Regions from separate parts of the Homo sapiens genome. Here region 2 is linked to region 1. Evidence: read pairs that join two places in POLR2A ChIA-PET (ENCODE). Cell type or tissue: endothelial cell of umbilical vein. All regions are shown on one strand. Each heading gives the region's core, and the rest is flanking DNA. Links, peaks and the distances in the headings are about the cores only. Region 1 overlaps NOCT (nocturnin). Region 2 overlaps LOC105379412 (a long non-coding RNA gene).

Evidence for each region. Peaks named below come from ENCODE experiments on the same cell type or tissue, not always from the same donor. Only the 100,000 strongest peaks of a DNase experiment are listed, where the experiment ranks them.
Region 2: POLR2A ChIA-PET joins it to region 1 with 5 read pairs; 3 of 35 experiments call an interaction of 5 or more read pairs at or near these places.

Annotation. Positions count from the first base shown.
Region 1 is chr4:139,037,913-139,047,359 of GRCh38, reverse strand. It overlaps NOCT (nocturnin), which reads right to left. Exons shown (of 3, transcript NM_012118.4): 2 at 4,017-4,286; 3 at 1,421-2,721. The coding sequence ends at 1,886. Among named protein-coding and RNA genes, the nearest start is that of NOCT, 27 kb to the right of the region's middle. In endothelial cell of umbilical vein, for the core only: no CTCF peak of the experiment used is centred there; a DNase peak (open chromatin) is centred at 4,299; H3K27ac peaks cover 760 bases.
Region 2 is chr4:139,244,205-139,253,651 of GRCh38, reverse strand. It overlaps LOC105379412 (a long non-coding RNA gene), which reads right to left. Exons shown (of 4, transcript XR_007058273.1): 4 at 7,820-8,357. Among named protein-coding and RNA genes, the nearest start is that of MGARP, 31 kb to the left of the region's middle. In endothelial cell of umbilical vein, for the core only: no CTCF peak of the experiment used is centred there; no DNase peak of the experiment used is centred there.

The DNA of each region.
Region 1 (9,447 bases), core at 389-8,388:
GCCCAGCTAATTTTTGTATTTTTAGTAGAGACGAGGTTTCACCATGTTGGCCAGGCTGGTTTCGAACTCCTGACCACAGTTGATCCGCCCACCTTGGCCTCCGAAAGTGCTGGGATTACAAGCATGAGCCACCACACCCGACCCAGGTTATCTAACTTTTTACATTCTTCTTTCTAGATATTTTGAATGACAGTATCTGGCTATCTTAGGAAATTTCAATGAAAGCCCATTAACAGGCTTTCTAGAAAGTTTCCTATCTCTGAAAAGAAGGTCCTACTGACTCTCTTGGCCACTGCCACATACAGCTTCTAAATAACCTATTGTGAATAGCACATTCCAATACAAATAATGATGACATCGAGTGACTAATATCAAACGCATACCAATATTATTCCAATGGTAAAGTTTAAATATAACAGCAATAATGAAAACTAATTGGTTAAATAATTGAAAACTAATTGGAATCTCTTCAAGAAACACAATAAGGCCGGGCGCTGTGGCTCACGCCTGTAATCCCAGCACTTTGGGAGGCCAAGGCGGGCAGATCACCAGGTCAGGAGATCGAGACTGAGACCATCCTGACTAACATGGTGAAACCCCGTCTCTACTAAAAATACAAAAAATTAGCCGGGCGTGGTGGCAGGCGCCTGTAGTCCCAGCTACTTGGGAGGCTGAGGCAGGAGAATGGTGTGAACCTGGGAGGCAGAGCTTGCAGTGAGCCGAGACTACACCACTGCACTCCAGCCTGGGCAACAGAGTGAGACTCTGTCTCCAAAAAAAAAAAAAAGAAACACAATAATGGAACATAGAGGCAGGACAAGGATTATTTTTGAAGAATGTATCAAAGAAATCTGACATTTAAATAACAAAAGCCCCTCCAGGCTAAATAGTTCCTTTGTACTCATTTTGTTATAGCCCAAATGAAAATATTTTAAAGCTTTATGAAAATCACCATAAATTACTTTCTCTATAACTTCTCTTGCATGGTTCTAAAATGTTCATAATGCTATAATTTACTTAATTTTATATGAAGATATAAAAAATAAATACTGCCATGCATTTTGTTGACATTTTAAAAACCCACAAATAAATAACTTAAAATGCTGTTTAGAGAAATTGCTCCTACATACTATTATGGAAGATTCAAGCAACAAGTCTAAGTTTTTATAGCATCCTCAAATTGAAAAAGCTTCAAAATAACCGAATTTATTATTATTTTAGAAATAGAGATGGGGTCTCGTGCCATGTTGCCCAGGCTGGACTCGAACTCCTGGGTTCAAGTGATTCTCCCACCTTGGCGTCCCAATGTGTTGGTATTACAGGCATGAGCAGCCACCACACCTGACCAAAACAAGCCAATTTAATGCCCTTAAATGATCAAAATGTAATATTAAGGAAAAGAAAACAACACAAGCCAAAATTGGAGTGCAAACGCCTTTTTCACCATAGGTTTTAATTGAAAAAGGGACTAAAGGGAGTCTTTTCCAAGGGCATGCTGGAAACGCAGAAAATGAAATGATAGAAACTTCCCATGTTTCTATCCTTCCTCTGGCATTGTCTTATCCTATTTGTTTCCTGAAACATTCCCTGTTAAGACTCTTGTGATTCAAGGTCAGGAGATCGAGACCATCCTGGCTAACACGGTGAAACCCCGTCTCTACTAAAAATACAAAAAATTAGCTGGGCGTGGTGACGGGCGCCTGTTGTCCCAGTTGCTCTGGAGGCTGAGGCAGGAGAATGCCATGAACCCGGGAGGCGGATCTTGCAGTGAGCCGAGATCAGGCCACTGTACTCCAGCCTAGGCAACAGAGCGAGACTCTGTCTCAAAAAAAAAAAAAAAAAAAAAAAAATAGACTCCTGTGATTAAAAAGACAAAAGCAAGTATTTATGAAAGTCCATCAGATTCCTCAGTAAAGCTGAAGTCACACACTAGAGACAGGTGGTCTGAAGGATAATTGAAGGAAGGTAACCTGTTGGGTCCAATCTGTTCTTCAGTGAGCAGATCGAGAGCTGACCTTACATTTAGAGCATGTTTAGAATACCAGATGTAATCCAGGGTGTGCCTGCACTCCCCTGAGGTCCGGATCTTCCAGGTAGTGTATGGGGGTTCTGACTGCCCATCAGCACTCAGCAGCTTGTAGGCGCTGTTCAGGTTGAGGCTGGAGGAAGCAAAGTGTTTGTAGACCTCTTCTGTTGGCTCTGCATTGAAGTCCCCACACACAATAAGGGGAATCTTGGCTCCTTGGGTGATGTTTTGCAGGTTCTGAAGGAGGTCACAGCCTTGAGCTGATCGAAACCGCTCCCAGCCAGTGCGTGCTTTTAGATGGGTAACAGCGATGCAGAACTGTCGGCCTGACTCCTTGCACTCCAGGGTCTGTGCAATGGCCACCTGGTTGGTTTTCAATGTCATGGCTGTCAGCCTAATATTGGCACTGTTGACTAGCTTGAATCGGTTTTGAAGAAAAAATAAGGCACAACCATCTGGTCCATTGTTGTGTTCTACATCTAGACAAGGTGACCAGGGTTTGGGGAAAAACGTGCCTTGATAGCCTAGTCTACTGAGGAGTGGCTGGAAGGTGTCAAAATAGTGGTCCACCTCTTGGAGGCACAATATATCAGGCTGGTAGGCCAGGATTTCTTCCAGGATGAGACATTTCCTTTCTTCCCATTTGAGTGCTTCAACAGGGCACTGTACAAAGTTGTCTTTGCCTTCTCCAAGAGCTGAAAAGAAAAAGCTAGTCAGTTGTCAGCTCTTACAAAACCGTGACTTCAAAGTACCCAGGAGGTTTGGCATCACTCAAGACCCTCAGAATGCTTCCTCTGCTTTAAATGCTTGGAGTGGCTCTCTGTCCAAACTGTATTACCCCATCCAAACTAAATCACCTCTCACTATGTGGATGAAGCAAACAACAGATCTTTTGTTTCGAAATGATTTCATGTTAACTATATTCCAGGATATTAAGATCTTACTTAAGGAAACTGCTTTGCAGTGCCAGGGATCTAAGCTATATAAAATGAAATAAATGCCAATTTTCTTTTAAAATTTTTTTGGTTTTTTTAAACACCAAATATTTAACACCAAGTATTAGTTTTAACCCTGACTATTATGGACACTACTCAGAATGAATGGAACTTATTTTAAATAGGCAGCTTTTCCTACTTAGGGAAAAAGAATCAAAGATTGGTAAGTCACGGAATCTCCCCTTATTTTCCAGGAAAAAAAAAAATCAGGCCCTTGTTTTTCTTAAAATCTCAACTGCTTACATAAAAGGCAATGCTACATAGAGTTGATTGACACATCTGTTTTTTAATTTGGCAGACCCAGGAAAGAAGTCCTTACTACTGTAACAAAGTGTATATATATATATATATATATATACATATTTTTTTGAGACAGTGTCTCACTCTGTTGCCCAGGCTGGAGTGCAGTGGCTCAATCTCAGCTCACTGCAACCTCGATCTTGTTGCCCAGGCTGCAGTGCAATGGCGCAATCTCAGCTCACTGCAACCACCACTTTCTGGGTTCAAGCGATTCTCCTGCCTCAGCCTCCCGAGTAGCTGGGATTACAGGCATGCGCCACCACACCCGGCTAATTTTGTATTTTTAGTAGAAACGGGGTTTCTCCATGTTGGTCAGGCTGGTCTCGAACTCCTGACCACAGGTGATCCACCCACCTCGGCCTCCCAAAGTGCTGGGATTACAGGTGTGAGCCACTGCACCTGACTTGGTTTTTACAATTAAAGCAAGTAACTCGTGGTTTATTCTTTACACCTTCCATGTTTGTAGACTATCCAAGAACAATTAAAGTGTCTTTTTTCTTTCTAAAAAAAAAAAAAAAGTGAAAACCAGATGATTCCCTGTCTTAACCTCTTCTAGGAGCTCTCCATGCTGCTGCAGTCACCTCCATCTGCCCACACCTCTTCCTTCCACATAAAACAGTGCACTGTGGATGTGCAGAAGCAGAAAGGCAGTCACAGCAAACTTGACTGCAGAGGCACAAAAGCATCCAGCATACCTTGGGCGAGGATGTTCCATTGCATAACCCTGATAGGTGGGTGGGTACTAGGGCAATCTGTCCTCAGATCCACAAAATCCCTCTGGAACCGGGGAGGTCGGGTGTGCAGGACGGCCCTGCATTCCTCAAGAAGCTCTTTAGGATCAATGGGCTCCAGATGCTCTGGGTCAGGTGACACCAAATACTCTGGGTGCTGGGAGGCAGCGCTGCTGTTCAGTGTCTTGGCGAGAGCACTATAGAGTCTGCTTGTACCGGTTCCCATGGAACACACTACGGAAAAGGAAATCACAGTTACACACTCAGCTCCTTTTCCTGACTTCTCGCCCAGCACAACTGTAAGATAAACATTTACTGTCCACCGAAACCAGGAGCTCAATTGTTGCCATAATAGTGTATAAAGCCATTTCTTTTTTCTTTTTTTTTTTTTTTGAGATGGAGTTTCGCTCTTGTTGCCCAGGCTGGAGTGCAATGGCACAATCTCGGCTCACCGCAACCTCCACCCCCAGGTTCAAGCAATTCTCCTGCCTCAGCCTCCCAAGTAGCTGGGATTACAGGCATGCACCTCTACCCGCTGCTAATTTTGTATTTTCAGTAGAGATGGGGTTTCCCCATGTTGGTCAGGCTAGTCTGGAACTCCCGACCTCAGGTGATCTGCCCGCCTCGGCCTCCCAAAGTGCTGGGATTACAAGCATGAGCCACCACGCCCGGCGTATAAAGCCATTTCTACAGAGGCAGAATAAAGGAGTTTCCAGGTTCCAGCTTTCTACTAGGACAGTTAATTTAAGTACTACCGTTAAAACTAGCCTCTGATTAACAATGAAAACTCATCCTTTTAAGGAAGAAATACTTTGATCTTGATGGCCTCTTCTAACCTAGGATTTGTCTTTGTAATTTATAAAACCAGTCTTAAAAAAAGAGCAAGGCTTAACAAAATCTACATTCCTTTTTCTATATATCTTAAGAACCTCAAGACTAGGCTGGGCATGGTGGCTCACACCTGTAATCCCAGTACTTTGGGAGGCTGAGGCAGGTGGATCACTTGAGGTCAGGAGTTCGAGACCAGCCTGGCCAACATGGAGAAACCCTGCCTCTACCAAAAACATAAAAAATTAGCCGGGTGTGGTGGTGTGCGCCTGTAATCCCAGCTACTCAGGAGGCTGAGGCAGGCGAATTGCTTGAACCAGGGAGATGGTGGTTGCAGTGAGCTGAGGTGACTCTATTGAGCTCCAGCCTGGGTGACACAGCGAGACTCAAAAAAAAAAAAAAAAAAAAGATCTTAAAGACTAGTTTGTAAAAAGTGAAATGTTAGAAAGCCCATGTTAATGTTAATCCTGGGTGAGAGATTAGGTAATAGCAGGCTGCTTGCTACGCTGGTCATCTCATCTATACAGATCCCTCTGTTGGGGAAAGTAATGGCTAGATTCTTTCCCATTTCTCCTAGATGTTAAGTGTAAATCAAGGCTTGGGCTTTCTGTAGTAGAACTCTGAACTTCACTGAGTGGTATACTCTATAATCTTGTATCAATTGCTGGATTTCTTAAAATCCAGAAAAGGGGCTGAGGCCAGAAGGGCTTAGAGTAAGCTGATTTTGTTCAGCTAACTTCCATCCAGGGCACTACCTTCTCATGAGTTGCCCACATTTCCTGGGATCCTAGAAAGACAAAGAACAAGGAAAAATGCAGGAAGCACCAGTTACTTTGTCTTCCCGAGTTAATTTTTAGTGTTTTGCTTTTTATAATTCATTAAGGAGAACAGAGCATAATCTTCAACTAATTAGCATTATGTGGCAGTTCACTTGAAAGCAGTTGATTGCTCTTTTAGAGGTCAACTATGTTTTATTTTCATTATAGTATAAATTAGGGGCACATTTTACTGGGAGTAACATCCAAGATTCTCTGTATGATAAATGCTGGTACCAGGCAATCTGGATTTCCCTCTCTTGAGAGATACAAAGTTTTCTTTATAAAACATAAACATTTTATAAATGTAAACATTATATAAAGTTTTCTTTATAAAATTTGGCAGGCTTATCAATCACATCTCAAACTAGCAGTCAATCAAATTCACTGTGGCAGGTTACAAAGGAAATTCAATTATTTACCACCAAATGTCCTTGAACATTAAGGTCAATGAGGATGCAAGCATGCTTTTTTTGTTCCTTCCTGTCTACTCAAAGTAGTTTTTCCCTCCAGTAAGAAAGCTAGACTACAGCAAATGAACACATACTAATTTTCCCAACAAACATAGCAGGTGTGTGTGCATCTGCAAGCAAGCATGCTCTCCCACAAATACACACATATACAACTGTTTCCAAACTGATTTCAATAATTTCATTTTAATTGATAAATACATGAGTACATGGGTCCAAAGGAAGAAATTTTCTTCATGGCTGGCAGTACAAGTTTTGAAAGTCTTTCTTCTTGTACTTTTTTTTTTTACTTCCTGTAGGTTTTTTGGGGAAAACAAACAAAAAACAGCCAAACATCCAAGTGTGGTCTCCTGATCAGCAATATCAGCATCACCTGGGATTGTGATCCCCAAATTGTGAGCTAACGTGTCCCAGGGAACCACAGCAAACTCACAGGGACACCATGGTATATTTTATATTTTAAATGTGAAATAAACAGTGACGTTTGACACCTGTCAGGCTCTGGGCTTGATGTAGAGCTCAGTTTCAATAGGACTGCCCTACATTCCTTTTGATGACATTTTATCTTTGCCAAGCTGAGTTTTAGGGTGGTTATATGAAAAAACTACCATGCAAAAATGAATGTGCAGAAGGAAGGATGTCCAATGGGAGTCAAACGTTTGAGGAGTACGTGAAATCAGAAAAGCAATCCTGAACCACACTTCCTTCTAAAAATTTAGAAAAATCAATTTCACATGAAGAGAATAAAGAATAGAACAATATCAGACAGTGAAAGCATGCCAGAAATGTGCCCAGGAAGCAAATCAAACTGCATCCTATTGCAGAGTGAGCTAAGTCTTTAAGAAAATGATACAAGGCTGGGCGCGGTGTCTCAAGCCTGTAATCCCAGCACTTTGGGAGGCCGAGGCGGGCGCATCATGAGGTCAGAAGATCGAGACCATCTTGGCTAACACAGTGAAACCCCGTCTCTACTAAAAAATACAAAAAAAAAAAAATTAGCTGGGCATGGTGGCGGGCGCCTGTAGTCCCAGCTGCTTCGGAGGCTGAGGCAGGAGGCTCCCGGGAGGCGGAGCTTGCAGTGAGCCGAGATCGCGCCACTGCACTCCAGCCTGGGCGACAGACCGAGACTCCGTCTCAAAAAAAAAAAAAAAAGAAAATGATACAAGAGGCCGGACGCGGTGGCTCATGCCTGTAATCCCAGCACTTTGGGAGGCTGAGGCGGGCGGATCACCTGAGGTCAGGAGTTCAACATCAGCCTGGCCTACGTAGCAAAGCCCCGTCTCTACTAAAAAGGCAAAAATTAGCCAGGCATGGTGTTGGGCGCCTGTAATCCCAGCTACTCGCGAGGGTGAGGCAGGAGAATCGCTTGAACTCGGGAGGAGGAGGTTGCAGGAAGCCGAGATGGCGCCATTCCACTCCAGCCTGGCAATAGAGCGATACTCCATCTCAAAACAAAACAAAACAAAAAGATACAAGACATGAAAGAATAACCTAAATCAGAATTAGAAAATTCAGAAATTAGACACCAAAAAGAATTAGCAATAAAAATTAAAAAGAAATGAGAAAAAGATCAGAGTCAAACCTAAGGATTGCTTTTTTTAAAAAAAAATAAAAGGGAGAAAGTGACAAATACTAAAAATGAGCAAAGACCCAAAATATGAGTAATAGCAGTTCTTATAGATGAAGACCAACGAAAGGGAACAAAAGAAATCAAGAAAACTTAAAAAAAAATACTTAAAAAGTAGATATTGAAAAAAAGACATTGCAAACTTGAGAGTATCAACCCAGAATGACCAACACCAAGTGGTCTAGTAAAAAAAAAAATCAGATTGTCATCAGACTTCAACTGCAATGTTTTATGTGAGAAGAAAATGAAGTAACATATTTAAAATACATAAAGTGTAAGCCAAGGATTTTATATCCAGCAAAACTGGAATATTGTCTCCATGAGCCCCTTATGAGGAATCTACTAAAGCAAGGATTGGCAGTCCTCAAGCTAAGAATGGCTTTTTTTTTTTTTTTTTGAAATGGAGTCTTCACTGTGTTGCCCAGGCTGGTCTCAAACTCCTGAGCTCAAGCAATCCTCCCATCTCAGCCATCTCAGTGCTGGGATTACAGGCATGAGCCACCACACCCAACAAGCTAAGAATGGCTTTTACATTTAAAAAATGTGTTGTTAAGTACACACACACTCACGAATACATTAACAGGACCATTTTTGGCCCACAGAGCCTAAATATTTAATATGTAGCCTTCTTCAAAAAAAAATTTGCCATATCTAGAACTAGAGAACAAGCTTCAGACCAAAACAACCAGAAACACTGGTGTAAGAACTGGAGCAAAGCACTAAACACAGAGCTACTTAGCAAATCAATTCTAAAGAAGACTTTCAGGGAGAATTCAATATGTAATGGCTATATGGCCCAACAGTGAACATGAAGATGTAGTACACCAAAAAAGGAGGGGGCAGGATGAGAAAAGCATCTTCAATTTAAAAATTTTAAACTTTTTTCATAAGTTTCATAGTAGCAATCATAATTAGTAATTATGTCTAAGTGATCATAATTAGTAGTGGTGGTACTGGCACTGCAACTCTGAGACTGCTGTGTATATATGAGATGAATCAAATGGGATAGTCTATCATTCCCTGTTGTCTTTTAGGGGGATCTAGTTTTTGCGATGCATTTAATAGGCTATTCATTCACTACAATTCTCAAGGAAAACATTCTTGTTAAAGCCAGTTCATTTTGGACTAATAGCAGATTATCAAATCTGGTCATCTACCTTATTTGGCCTGAGATCCTCTTGGTGGTTTTCAACAAATTCACCCTCAGAAGACAAAGCTTTTGAGATGCAGGATATACTGCAGCGTGACCAAATTCTAAGGCCTCAAAAGAGAATTCTAGTCCCAGTTCTATGACTATTTAGCTGTGCCACAACTCTCTAGACCTGCTTACCTAACTTTTTAAAATTTATTTATTTATTTATTTATTTATTTGAGACAGTCTCACTCTGTCACCAGGCTGGAATGCAGTGGCGTGATCTCGGCTCACTGCAACCTCCACCTCCCAGGCTCAAGCGACTCTCCTTCCTCAGCCTCCCGAGGAGTTGGGACTACAGGTTTGTTCTACCACGCCTGGCTAATTTTTGTATTTTTAGTACAGACAGTTTCACCATGTTGGCCAGGCTGGTCACAAACACCTGACCTCAAGTGATCCACCCACCTTGGCCTCCCAAAGTGCTGGGAATTATAGGCGTGAGCCACCACATCCAGCCTTTTTT
Region 2 (9,447 bases), core at 960-8,959, 210 kb before region 1:
ACATGGAGAAAGCCGGTCTCTACTAAAAATACAAAATTAGCTGGGCATGGTGGCAGGCACCTGTAATGCCAGCTACCCGAGAGGCTGAGGCAGGAGAATCACTTGAACCCGGGAGGCAGAGATTGCAGTGAGCTGAGGTCACACCATTGCACTCCAGCCTGGGCCACAAGAGCGAAACTCCATCTCAAAAGAAAAAAAAACAAAAAACAAACAAATAAAACTGAAGGAAAGGGTGTGTGTAGGGGGGTGACTTACCCTACTAAATATAAAGACTTATAAAGCTATTAAGAATTAAGATAGTTGGTAGAGAAAAAATAGCTAATAGAAAAGAATATGGAACTGAGATAAATGCTTATACATATATGTAAATTAGTATATGACTGGTTACAAACCAGAGAGGAAATGATGGGCTCTTCAGTAAGTGATGTGGAAACTACTGGGTACCCATATGGAAAAATAAAATAAAGTTAGCCTCTTACCTCATAATATAAGCAGAAAAAATTGCAAATGAATTAACAATTAAAAAATGAAAATAAAAATTCCAAAATTTTTTAAAGAAAATACTTTTGTGACTTCAGATAAGGAGGGATATCTCAAGGCACAAAATTACAAAACAGAAGGAACCAATTGATAAACTGGAGTATGCTAATATGAACAATTTTTTTTTTTTTTTGAGACGGAGTTTCGCTCTTGTTGCCCAGGCTGGAGTGCAATGGTGTGATCTCTGCTTACTGCAACCTCCGCCTCCCAGGTTCAAGAAATTCTCCTGCCTCAGCCTCCCTAGTAGCTGGGATTATAGGCACGCACCACCAAGCCCAGCTAATTTTGTATTTTTAGTAGAGACGGGGTTTCTCCATGTTGGTCAGGCTGGTCTCGAACTCCCAACCTCAGGTGATCTGCTCGCCTTGGCCTCCCAAAGTGCTGGGATTACAGGTAAACAACTTTTATCCAACAAAAGTCACCATAATGAAAGTGAAAAAATAAGCCATAGGTAGAAGATATATGCAAGATATAAAACTAGCAAGGACTAGGACTAAGATTCAGAATATTTGAACAATTTCTACCAATGGACAAGAAAAAGAGAAACACTCTAAATAGAAATTCACAAAGAATAAGAATTCATAGAAGAAGAATCTGAATAGCTAATACATATATATGAAAAGATATTCAACTTTACTGGTAACCAGGGCAATGCAAACAAAAAATATGCAATATTTAATATTAATAATAATGTAATATGTAATATGTAAACATTTTATACCCATCATCTTTACAAAAATTTCAAAAATCTAACAATGCCAAGCAATGCATTTGTATATATAGTGCTTATTGGTAGAGCTGATTTGAAAAGGAATTTGACAATATCTAGTAAAGATGAAGATACTCATACCCTATGACCTAACATTTCATTTTTAGGTGTGTACCCTACAGAAACTCTGACATGTGCTCAAGATGATAAGTACCAGAACAGTACCAAAAACATTGTAATAGCAAAAAAATTAGAAATGACCTAAATTAGGCTGGGCACAGTGGCGCACACCTGTAATCCCAGCACTTTGGGAGGCCGAGGCAGGCGGATCACCTGAGGTTGGGAGTTCGAGACCAGCCTGACCAACATGGAGAAACCTTGTCTCTACTGAAAATACAAAGTTAGCCGGGCGTGGTGGCGCGTGCCTGTAATCCCAGCTACCCGGGAGGCTGAGGCAGGAGAACTGCTTGAACCTGGGAGGCAGGGTTGCAGTGAGCCGAGATCGTGCCATTGCACTCCAGCCTGGGCAACAAGAGTGAAACTCCGTCTCAAAAAAAAAAAAAAGACCTAAATTAATATTAATAGAAAATGGAGAAATAATTTATGGTTTGTTGATACAACTATGTCCTGGAAAAGTCAGATTCTACATGGATTTTTGTGTGTTTAAGTCATTTATTTTTCTAGGAAGTCAACTTACTTAAAAAGAATACCCTTATATATTACATAAGGTTTATATATTAATTGTACATCTAAATTAACAAGAAAAAGTTTAATGTTTTACACTAAACTTTTGGTTTAATTATAACATTACTAAGAAAAATCAACCTCCTAGATCAAACATAGTCTATAATTTTTTTTCTATGATTTTTTTTTTCTTCTTGTACCCAGGACAGTGCTGACACATAGTTTATAATTTAAACTTAGAGTAAACAAACTTTCTATAGCAATCATTATAACAAATGTAATTACCTGTAATAAAAAATTATTCTTGTTGAAGCTACTAAAATAAAACTTTTGAGGTTACAGAGAATTTGTTTTTTGCCATTTTTAATAAATAGGCTTAGAAAAGAAATTTTCTATTGCTGAGATAGAATAACCATATAGATTTCACTTAAATTTTGTGGTAACTGGTATGCAAATATAATATTCAGCCTTGTCTTTTTCTAAACAAAAGATAATTGTTAATCTTGTGTTTGACACTCTAAAAATTTCATTTCAATGGCTTCTTAACATTTTTCATTGTGTCATTGAAATGTAGGACCTACAATTTCATTTTTGTTTTAGCTTCACTATTTCTGAAAAATCATTTCCCAGGTATTTTTTTTCTTTTCTTTTGAGATGGAGTCTCCCTCTGTGATGCAGGCTGGAGTGCAGTGGCACTCTGCAGTGGCTCACTGCAACCTCCACCTCCTTATTTCCCAAGCATTTAAACTTGACTCTTCATGTCAGAGTGACTTAGTTTTCTACTTACTGATTATAACAATAATGAATCCAAAAATTGGAGGTTTATATATTTTTATTTTTGTAAGCAGAAAATCAGTAGGAAAAAAAGAAAGAATGGGAATACTATATATCAGTGAAAACAGAAGAAATAGAAGAACTACATTTATCAACATGGATAAATCTCAAAAATATAACGTTGAATGGAAAAAACAAATTGTAAAAGGATATGTAGAGTATGATGCTATATACTTAAAAATAAGAAAAATGTTATCTGTTGTTTGTAGATACCTATATGTATTATAAAAGTATAAAAATATGAAGCGAGGGCTGGGCGTGGTGGCTCATGCCTGTAATCCCAGCACTTTAGGAGGCTGAGGCGGGTGGATCACAAGGTCAGGAGATCGAGACCATCCTGGCTAACACGGTGAAACCCCGTCTCTACTAAAAATACAAAAAATTAGCCAGGCATGGTGGCGGGCGCCTGTAGTCCCAGCTACTCAGGACGCTGAGGCAGGAGAATGGTGTGAACCTGGGAGGCGGAGCTTGCATTGAGCCGAGATCGTGTCACTGCACTCCAGCCTGGGCGACAGAGCAAGACTCCGACTCAGAAAAAAAAAAAAAAAAAAAAAATGAAGGGAGATGATATGTATTTTAGGATAGCAGTTACCTCTGAGGAGGAAGGGAGAGAGGGGAATGAGATGGGGAGGAATACAGGAAACTTTACCTGTATTTTTATTGTATTATTTGTTTTGAAGGATGTGAAGCAAAAAAATGGCAAAATGTTAGGATACTTTCAAGCAAGGTGGTATGTACATGTGTATTTATTATACTATATCTTTTTCTGTATGTCTGAAATATTTTGAAATAAAAATGTTAGATAAAAGTAAGATAGGCCAGGCGCGGTGGCTGATGCCTGTAATCCCAGCACTTTGGGATGCCAAGGCAGGCAGATCACCTGAGGTCAGGAGTTTGAGACCAGCCTGGCCAACATGGTGAAACCCAGTCTCTACTAAAAATACAAAATTAGCTGGGCATGGTGGCAGGTGCCTGTAATCCCAGCTACTCAGCAGGCTGAGGCAGGAGAATTGCTTGAATCCAAGAGGCGGAGGTTGAGTGAGCCGAGAACACGCCATTGCACTCCAGCCTGGGCGACGAGAGTGAAACTTTGTCTCAAAAAAAAAAAAAAAATGTGAGATAAAGCTGGGGATGATGGCTCATGACTGTAATCATGCCACTGCACTCCATCCTAGGCAAGGGAGTGAGACTCTGTCTCAGAAAAAAAACATGAAAAAGAAAGAAAAGAAAAGAAAAAGGCAGGAGTGCAGTGGCTCACGCCTGTAATCCCAGCACTTTGGGAGGCCGAGGCAGGTGGATAGCCTGAGCCCAGGAGTTCAAGAGCAGCCTGGACGACAGAATGAGACCCGTCTCTCTTTTTTTTTTTATTCTGAGGCAAGTCCCACTCTCTTGCCCAGGCTGGAGTGCAGTAGTGTGACCTCGGCTCACTGCAACCTCCGTCCCCCAGGTTCAAGTGATTCTCCTGCCTTAGCCTCCCAAGTAGCTGGGATCACAGGTGCCCACCATCATGCCCAGCTAATTTTTGTATTTTTTAGTAGAGACGGGGTTTCACCATGTTGGCCAGAATGGTCACAAACTCCTGACTTCAAGTGATTCACCCACCTCGGGCTCCCAAAGTGCTGGGATTACAGGCATAAGCCACCATGCCCGACCTCTATTTTTTTTAATTAAAAAAAAAGTGGTATGACTTCACAGTTTTCTGTTTAACATGGCACTTTATCATTTTTTCAAAAACTAGAATAATATTTGGCTAACTGGTCCTTTCAAAATAGAATAAACATACATTTGGCATATTTGAAATAGAAACAAATACATTTGGCAACACTATTGAGAACTTGTAAGCCTGGGTTTTACTCTCCTTCAGCACTAAACTAACTGTATGGCCTTGAACAAATCATATATCCTCTCTAACCTGTAAAATGAGAAAGTTGAACTAGAATGTCTTCGGAGTTTCCTTCCGACTCTAAAAAGTTGAGATTACCACTGTACCTGTGAGAATGGATGGAAGAAAGAATTTGTGCTGTTATTAACGGACCTATTCTGAGGCTAAATAGCTGCTAGGAGACTTGGAAACCCATGTTCGCCGTGAAGGCAGACACTGCCTATGATGTAAAAACTGTAATGCTGCAATGCCTATAAATCCTACCAAAGAGTAAGGCAGATCATGAAATTCATCTTTTAGGAATGCTGAGTCTTATTTTCTGCCCCCTGCCCCTATAGTTAATAACTAAATTATATTGTTGTTTTTCTTCTCTGAACTTCTCATAGCTCTTCTGCCATAAACAGAAGATTACACTTACTTATCAATCTGGCTGATTCTAAATGGTTTATTTTCTTAAGGATCTTAAAATCCTTCTCTCAAATGCCACTTCTATGGTCTATTAGGCCTCAAAAATTCTATAGCACCCTTCTAAATAAAGTTAAAGATATTGACTGCAGGCTCCAGCACTTTCCACCAGTTAGTTCTGTCTTAATGGCCTTCATTACCAATCGTGTCTTTGCTGATTTACAGTCTATAAGTCCATCAGGTACTTTTGTTTCCTTATTTTTCATAAATCATTTCCACAGTCTCCATTTCCTTTCTGCCTCTTGGCCTTTTCAGAAGATGTTCCTAATATTTGCAAACAAATTACTTTCTCCCTTTAATTATCTCTGTTCTTCCTTTCAGCATTATCCCAAGAGAAATAAAATAAACTTGCATTATATATTTATCATTTATCATCATATATCATGCTATGTATTTGTTGATTTGATCTTTGCCAGTTTATTAGAGCTTGGTGTCACATGCTGTTACATAAATTGTTGCAATTAAAACTGGGAAACATGTTCCTCTCTGCACTTGGCTCCCTTCTTCGTGGAGATGTGATTAGCAGGTTAGAGGATGATAGAAATCAGGCCAGGCTTGGGAATTAGAAACCGGTGTGTTCTAGTTATCTCTGTTTTGTTTCAGGAACAAAACCCACAGTCCCTACTCTAAGACTTCTATAAAATGTATGCATGAGTCAAAGAAGAAGCCACTAAGGAGTAAGTGGTTGGTGCAGCACAAGCTCATTAGTACTACTAGAAAAACATTTCAAACGTAATGCCTGACTTGTGGATAAATAGTATAAATAAGGTATCACTCCTTATCTGAGTCTCTGGGTTACAATCTACATAAGGACACAAAATATTCCGAACAATTGGGTTCAGCATAAAAAATAAACAAATAAATAAATAAATAAAGGACCCAAAATATCTTATTAGCCTTTCTCCATAGCATACAGAACAGTGCCAGAACACATAAGCACACAGTGATGATTAAGAAAATGTTTTAGGCCAGGCATGGTGGCTCATGCATGTAATCCCAGCACTTTGGGAGGCTGAAGCAAGAGGATCACTTAGCCCATGAGCTTGAGACCAGCCTGGGCAACATAGTGAGATCCTGTTTCTACAAAAAAAAAAAAAAAAAAAATTAGTCAGGCATGGTGGAATGTGCCTGTGGTCTCAGCTACTTGGGAGCCTAAGGCAGGAAGATTGCTTGAGCCCAGGAGGTTGAATCTGCCATAAGCTGTAATCACACCACTGTACTCCAGCCTGGGTGACAGAGAGAGACCCTATCTCTAAAAAAAAAAAAAGAAAATGTTATATATTAGTTATTTACTTACAATATTTACCCATATGGACTTCAAAAGGTATTGGTAGTAACTTGCAATAAATCACAGGATATAGGAAAATGTAAAACCAAGTAGAAGGAGGAGGCAATTATAGATTTGTGAGTAATTTTTTTTTTTTTTTTTTTTTTTGGAGAAGGAGTCTTGCTCTGTCGCCCAGGCTGGAGTGCAATGGCGCAATCTCAGCTCACTGCAACCTCTGCCTCCTGGGTTCAAGTGATTCTCCTGCCTCAGCCTCCTGAGTAGCTGGGATTACAGGCGCCTGCCACTAGGCCCGGCTAATTTTTTTGTATTTTTAGTAGAGACACAGGGTTTCACCATGTTGCCCAGGCTGGTCTCGAACTCCTGACCTCAGGTGATCCACCTGCTTCGGCCTCCCAAAGTGCTGGGATTACAGGCATGAGCCACTGCGCCGGGCCACATGAGTAATTTTATTAAATATAAACTCCTCTATTGCTTTAAACCTTCCACTCTAAGTGAACCACTCACTATGCTGATTTCAGTTGTAATTTTAGTTTTAAGGAAGCACAAATATTATATTTCTTTAACATGGAAAAGAAACACAGTAATGAGAATTCATTCAACTAAGATCAGAATGAGTCCCAGTTACTACATTTTAAAATCTTAGGATTTAATAAAAGTCATAGGGAGATAGAGAGTATCCTTTTCTGCCTCTGCATGAGTCCCAGAGATTCTGTAAGAGACCCAGAAAATACAAACAAATGACATTTTCAGGAAGGCGTTTCTGGTTCCCTGTTGCATCCTCTGCATCTAGAAAAGATAAAACCAGCTAGGCACTTCCCCAGTCGCTACAGACTCAGAAGAGGAGCTGCAAGTGACAGCCAAAGCATTCCCCATGGCCAGACAATGAGACAAGGAGAAGCAGCTGGCTATCCCCCTCCTTTGGACTGTTGGGACACAGGAGATCAGAGAAGGGCCGGGTATATTCCCAGATACCAATAGTAATAACCCAGTGAAAGGGGCAGCCAAATATGATAGCATAATAGTGGAATAACAGCTGTTTTTTCTCTCTTTGGGCTTTAAATAATTAGACATTACTTGCTTTTTTTCCCCTTTGGCAAGTTTATTTTATTTTATTTTCCCTTTTTTTAAGAGATGATCTTGCTCTCTTGCCCAGGCTGGAGTGCAGTGGCGTGATTATAGCTCACTTCAGCCTCAAACTGCTGGGCTCAAGTGATCCTCCCACCTCAGACTTTGGAGTGGCTACGACTGCAGACATGCACCACCAGGCCCAGCTAATTTTTTAATTTTTTATAGAGATAGGGTCTCACTATGTTACCCAGGCTGGTCTCAAACTGCTGGCCTCAAGTGATCATCCTGTCTCTGCCTCTCAAAGCACTGAGGTTCCAGGTGTGACCCACCATGCCTGGCTCCCTTTGGCAACTTTTAATTTTTGAAAAATTCCATTCTTCTGAATAGTTTGAAAATATTTGCTTTTCTTCCAGGCATTTTCTTGAAGTAATTTCCTGTTTTACTTTCAGAAATGTAAAATATGTGACGGGGATAAAGAAAGATCTGCCTGATTTTAGGACATATAATACTTATATAAGGCCCTATCTAAAGTATCCCAAGAGAGGTGTATATTTGTCATCTTTTATAATTGATTTAAAAAGATTGAACTAAAAAGTAAAAATCTGTCACTTGCTTGCCTTGCGATTAATGTGGGAAAGGTTCCGGTTCTGTGTTGAGGTTGCTGGGCTATAGGGTCAAAAACTGGCCTGTCATCCCCTCTAGGATTTGTTCCTTGTTCTGTGATTTGCTGAGTGATCAAAGACCGATGATTATATGGCTCTGCATCTGTATTTCTGTTAAATGGAAATTTAAAAACAATTTTTTTCTTAGACGCAAGCGTTGCAGATTTGAGGCTAGATCCTCACATTTTGTGGTCAAGAGGGAATTAGGAACGTGCCATCCCGAACCTGGAAGAGAAAGAAAAAGTACAGAGCAGTCGGTACCTGGTTATAATTTCTGTCAGTCATTTTCACAGCCACACAGCAAGAACCCGTGCTGAAAATAGAAATAAAGATGATTGTCCTCATCTGAGATTTTTCTAAGCATAAAAAAAGAGGCATCATTACTTCTTAGTATCCTCCTGGAAAGAAGAAACTGAAAGAAAAGTGAACACTGCTTCTCAGTTTTTTCCTCTTAAAGATCACTGGAAAATTTTGTAGCATCAAAGCTTATTGCAGATAGAGCTATCTAAGCTACTTTTATTTGATCAAATTAATTCACTACTTTTCTTTTCTTTTTGAGATGGAGTTTCGCTCTTGTTGCTCAGGCTGGAGTGCAATGGCGCGATCTCGGCTCACTGCAACCTCCGCCTCCTGGGTTCAAGTGATTCTCCTGCCTCAGCCTCCCGAGTAGCTGGGATTACAGGCGCCTGCCACCACACCCAGCTAATTTTGTATTTTTAGTAGAGACGGAGTTTCACCATATTGGTCAGGCTGGTTTCGAACTCCTGACCTCAGGTGATCCGCCCGCCTCAGCCTCCCAAAGTGCTGGAGTTACAGGCATAAGCCATCACAGCCGGCCAATTCACTACTTTTCAAGACTCTGAATAACATTTCTTAGTGTATATTTGTTGAGCTGCCTACTATAGTAATTGCATTTTACTAGGTGCATGAATAGACTGAGAAGCTTACCTTCTGGGCAGAGGGAAAGACAAACAAAATATGCCATGTAATGTGTTAACTACACAGAAATTTGAAAGATGCTATGGGGGCTTATAGGAGAAGTGGGGAAGTGAATTATGCTCAAAGAGGGCTCCTGGCTAAGGAGAAAATCTTACCTGAGTTTTGAAGGATAAGCAGGGGTAGCCAAATGGAGAGGTGGGGACTTAGACTGATCTAAGATAAGTGGGATTCTAGGTAAAGGGAGCAGTCAGGGTGAATATTCGAAGTCTAAGATCTTCGGGGTCTGCAGGTGATTCTTGTGGACACTACTACAATTATTTTATTTTATTTTATTTGAGACAAAGCCTCACTCTGTCGCCCAGGCTGAGTGCTGTGG